2 separate regions of the Homo sapiens genome follow, and region 1 is linked to region 2. The links are chromatin loops, found by intact Hi-C in ENCODE. Cell type or tissue: heart right ventricle. All regions are shown on one strand.

Region 1 (2,500 bases), 130 kb before region 2:
TTGGGAGGCCGAGGCGGGCAGATCACCTGAGGCCAGAAGTTAGAGAGCAGCCTGACCAACATGGTGAAACCCCATCTCTACTAAAAATACAAAAATTAGGTGGATGTGATGGTACATGCCTGTAATCCCAGCTACTCAAGAGGCTAAGGCACAAGAATCGCTTGAACCCGGGAGGTAGAGGCTTCAGTGAGCTGAGATTGTGCTGCTGCACTCCAGCCTGGGCAACAGAGCGAGACTCTGTCTCAAAAATAAATAAATAAATAAATAATAATAATAATAATAATAAAATTTTCAAGAGGAAGGAAGAAAAGTACTGGTGGGGATTTGAAGTGGTTTTTTTTTTTTTGTCATTGATGAGCACTGTCTATTGGGTTTCTGGTCATGAATTGGCCCTTTTTATGAATGAGAAAGTGATGCAGTTGTTACCGTATTTATCTTTACAGTGAGTTTGTTAACAGAACATAAATACAGACACATGAAAGTGAATTCTCTCTGTTGCCTATGCTTGAACCAGTTGTCCAGCAATCCTTCCCTCTGTATGGTACAAAGAATGCCTCACTCTCTATGATTCCAGGGACTTCTAGAGATGATATACTTTAAAAGTCTGACATAGTGGTGGCCGTGGATGGTTTGCTTGATAAAAGCCAGGCACCTCCCCACCCTTGTTGCCAGGAAGGGTACAAAATGAGGAAAGTAGCGCTCTTCATTAGTGCTTTATTGGATTGGAGATAGGTATCAAAAGAGGGTGACACAATCCTCCCTAAAACATTCGCTCAGTGTTTCCATCCATTTTTTGCTGCTCAATATTCTTGTGTGTACTGGATTCATACCAGAGATGTAGACACTGTTTCTTCCCTCTCTCTCTCTCTCCTCTCTCTGTCTTTCTCATCCAAATCCATCCTTGAGTAGTAAGCAAGAAGTCAGTGATCCATCCCTAGGAGCAGAAGAATGGGCGTGGGTGTTCTCAGATTATGTATCTGGAGAGTTTTTTTCTGATGAGCATCACCTAGTCAGTACTTCACAAAGTGTGATCTGAGGACTGTGTGCATCAGATCCCTGAAGATGCTGATTGAAGGGCTTGATCTCCCTGCTGGCTTGGCATTCTGGGAAGGAGCACTGACATCTACAGTTTTGTCAGGCTCCCCGGATGATCCTGCTTCCTGCCGAGGTTGGAGGGCCTCTGGCCCTGACTTCTGACCTGGTGGCGCCTTGGCTCACTAGAGGGCACCATGGAACAATGTTTTTTCTGGCTGCGGGCTTCCTGTTCCTGCCAACCCACCAGGGATGCGGTGCCCACATAGTTCTGGGCTACAGCTTCCAAGCCCATCCTGGAACCACAGTTTCCTTTAAGAAACTTAGTGCAGTTGCCACATCACCAAACAGATCTAGTATTCATTTCCACAATGGCACTATAATAAATTCAATTTCTAAAGAAAAATTAGAGTTTAAGTTATCTCGTGTGTATTCATTAAACACAAATTGTGTACTGCAAAAGCATTAGGTATCAACAGGATTAATAAAAGAAAACATCCTTCCTACTATCAAGAAAAACCTGGAAAAGATAAGACAAAATTGTAAAATCATTTAAAAGCAATTATAATTAATAGTAATTTTCAAATGAACAGTAAAAAAAATTTTTTTTAAATTACAAAATCTGACGCAGACGTTTGCCAGTAAATGTACACACAGGGAGTGGCCCCTAAGCTGACTCGGATGACTGCAAACCAGGATTCCTGAGAAGGCATCGTGGAAAAGGTGGGATGAGAGAGGGCCTTGGAATAAAGTGAAAGGGAGAAGAGGAGGTCAGGGCAGCCTAATTACAACACATGTCTAATTCAGGGCCCTTCCTGTGTCTTAGCAGTGACTTAACTAAAATAAACATGTCGAATGTAAATCTGGGAAGTACCACTGGGCTTTCAATTGTCATATTGCACAGTAGCCATTTATTCAACAAATACTTGCAGAGCACTACTGTGTGCCAGCTACTGGGAGTACAACACTGGACAAGGCAAACGCTTAGTGCTGCCCTCATGTGTTTACAGTTCAGTTGGAGAGACAGGCCAGCAAGCACAATGATTCCAGAGCAGTGTGTTACGTGGTAGGTAAAGCAGGAGGTTTGTGGGTGTTCACAGGAGAGAAGCCTAATCCAGAGCCAGGGTGGTAACAGAAGGCTTCCCTGGGGTAGAAATGTCCAATGAAAGGAAGGATGAGTTAGGAGCAGAGGGAGAAAGAGCATGTTTGAAGGCTGGGGGAGAGAAGAAACAGTATATTTGAGGAACTGAAAGAAAGGCAGTAGGGCTGGCCCCGTGGTAGTGGGGGTGTGCTGAACAGCATGGAGAGCTCGCGGTAGACTGGGGCCAGCTCATGAAGAGTCTTGTAAATCATAACTGGGCTACCTAGACATCATCCTCCGGTCACTGGGGAACCACTGAAGGGTTAAGAGCAGGGGAATGGTGGTTCCCTAATAAGATCTGCATTTTAGGAGGACCTGTCTATGCCA
Region 2 (2,500 bases):
TCTGGTTTTCTAGGTGTTTATAGGAGGGCAAGTTCAGTATCGGTCACTTGGTCATAATAGGAAATGGATGATGGCAGTTTCATTTTTAGTACGATATTAATTACATCACCAAAAAGTCTGCCACTAAAGGAATTTTACTTTGCAGATTATTTAAAGTATTTCCTCTCAAAAGCATGTTCAAATAAAACTTAGAAGTAGTAAAATTCTTCAACTTACATTCGGATTCTATGATTCTTAAGCTTACATTCTGTGATCCTAATTCAACATTTATTGAATGAGTGTTACTATTTAGAAGGCAAATGATACTCTTCATTATTTACAGATATCTGTATACTAGCTTAAATTGTTTTGCTTGAGGGTGATGAACCACAGGAGTCACTAAAAGTACCTAATTTCTAAATTTTATACCCTCTAAAAAGCTATGAATACTGTTTCTCTGATGGGACCACTGAGTTCACTTAATATAGAGCCATATTTACTGGTGCCAGTTATAAAATTGAGACCCATATGGTAGTTAGAAGCATTCAAGATAAAGGCAAATAACCATAGCAATTATTGTGGTTCGCTTCAAATGTTGATTTATGTTACCTGTGTAAATCTGGAGTGATGACATTGATACCAGCTGCATCATTATCAACCATGAGTTACTACATGAATGACTGATAATATTCTCCCAAACTACTATTTTATGGCTAATCATTATGGCATAAAATAAGAGACCTTCAGCAATAGCATAATTACAGTTCTTATATTCCTTGGTATGTATTCCACAAATTTTGTTAAATAAAAATTGATTGTCATGTGAGGATATAATAACCAATTCTTGCTACATTAGTGGGGTCCATTTGTAAATAGGGTTGTAGGACTGTGTGGTAGAAATGCTGACATCTGTCTATCCTTGAATACAAGTACCAGATACAGGAGAAAGAAAGACCAAAGTAAACCAGAGAATTCATCCTGAGTCATTGGTCTTATGAGTATACTTTTCTGTAGAACCAAAAATTTAACGAATACATTTTTCTGGAAGCTTTAGAGTTATTTCACTTTTCAGTAAAGGCCACAGCATTTCTGTTACATTGTATATTGGAGTGATTATATCTAGTTTATAAATGGCACGAATATGTTCTACACAACCCAATGACCTCGCAGTCTCACTGTAAAAAACAGTAAATGAGCCAATAAGATAATCAAATCTGAAAATAATCTATACCAGTTGTCTCAAAAGTATGGTGTATACATCCCTGGGAGTACAAAGATAATCCTCTGGGGTTCAGGATAAAATTATTAGCACATCTATTTATGTGTTTTTTTCTCATTGTGTTTAAATTTATGTTTCTATCTTTTGCAATGTATATTTACAGCAGTCCACGAATGTAATTTATAAATACACCTGGATAGAGATGCATGTCCAATTGTTTTTGTAAACTGATGGTACATGTTGGGAAAACAAAGTTGAAACTACTGCTTTGTGCTGTGAACCAGTGGTTCTCAACTGGGGGCATGCTGAGTAGTGTCATGTCAAGGGGGCAAGGGTGTGCTACTGACATCTAGTGGGTGGATGCCAGGGATGCTGCTAAATAAACATCCTTGAGTTCACAGGACAGCTTTCCTTCAGCCCCCTACCCCACCTTCCGCAGAAAGAATTATCTGGTCTAAAATGAGTTTGAGAAACACAGGTATATACTGTGTATTTCTTTTTCCTTGAAGGAGGGATCGCAAAGAAGTGAGTCTAGCCTGTTTATTTTCTTTTTCATCTTGCTGTTGGCTGACTACTTGGTTTTCTTACGTATATGTCTATATTTTCCAATATCTCAAAAATAGGCACAAGAGAACTGAAGGTACTTAATTTTATAAAACCAAAAGAATACTCTGAACAGTTAGAGGAAAAGAGGTAACAAAATGTGTAAGGCCTTACACACAGAGTGGTATCTAAAATATTTGTTTGTGGTTTTACACTTCTAAGATTAACTGAATATGTTCATTAAGTTCTAATTTTTGTTTTGTAATTCCTATCAAATCTTTTGATGCTTTATGAACTGCATTGGTGTACTGATTCATTGAAATCTAAAAAGAAAGCTGCTACTGATAAGATTGACAGGAAGGAATCTATCTAGCTAGAATAAACTACGTGCAAAGTAAAGAACAAGGAGTCCGTGATCTAATGATTTTTGTGAAAGATTCTGACTTGAGGGTTTAATTTCCAAATTGGTATGCTTCTCATATGCGTGATCTTATGCATATTAAACTTTGTTGTAATTTCATAGTTAAAAAAAAAAAAAATCCCCTATATGTAGCCGGAATAAACAGTCACTGTGAGTTGTCCATTTTAGAGCATAGGTTTTTAGGTGGTGAAGACCTGTCCTTAGTTGAATTTGTATGTGAATTAAACTCTTATTTTTATAACAATTCACTTGAGTTCTTTAAATAAAGATGATGCCAAAGAGATGTAAGGCTTGTCTCTCAGAAGAATAGTAAGGATTAATGGCTTCAGGTATTAGGA

Evidence for each region. Hi-C counts contacts between places; a loop is a spot of excess contacts. Peaks named below come from ENCODE experiments on the same cell type or tissue, not always from the same donor. Only the 100,000 strongest peaks of a DNase experiment are listed, where the experiment ranks them.
Region 1: it touches region 2 in a loop (2.7-fold over the local background); 31 of 110 quality-filtered maps call a loop at or near these places.

What each region holds. Positions count from the first base shown.
Region 1 is chr1:178,054,081-178,056,580 of GRCh38, forward strand. No RefSeq gene overlaps it. Among named protein-coding and RNA genes, the nearest start is that of CRYZL2P-SEC16B, 17 kb to the left of the region's middle. In heart right ventricle, CTCF peaks have their summits at 1,211 (motif pointing right) and 2,029 (motif pointing left); a DNase peak (open chromatin) is centred at 1,218; H3K27ac peaks cover 2,500 bases.
Region 2 is chr1:178,188,471-178,190,970 of GRCh38, forward strand. The region is part of intron 1 of RASAL2 (RAS protein activator like 2); the gene reads left to right. Among named protein-coding and RNA genes, the nearest start is that of RASAL2, 96 kb to the left of the region's middle. In heart right ventricle, a CTCF peak has its summit at 1,551 (motif pointing left); a DNase peak (open chromatin) is centred at 1,541; H3K27ac peaks cover 471 bases.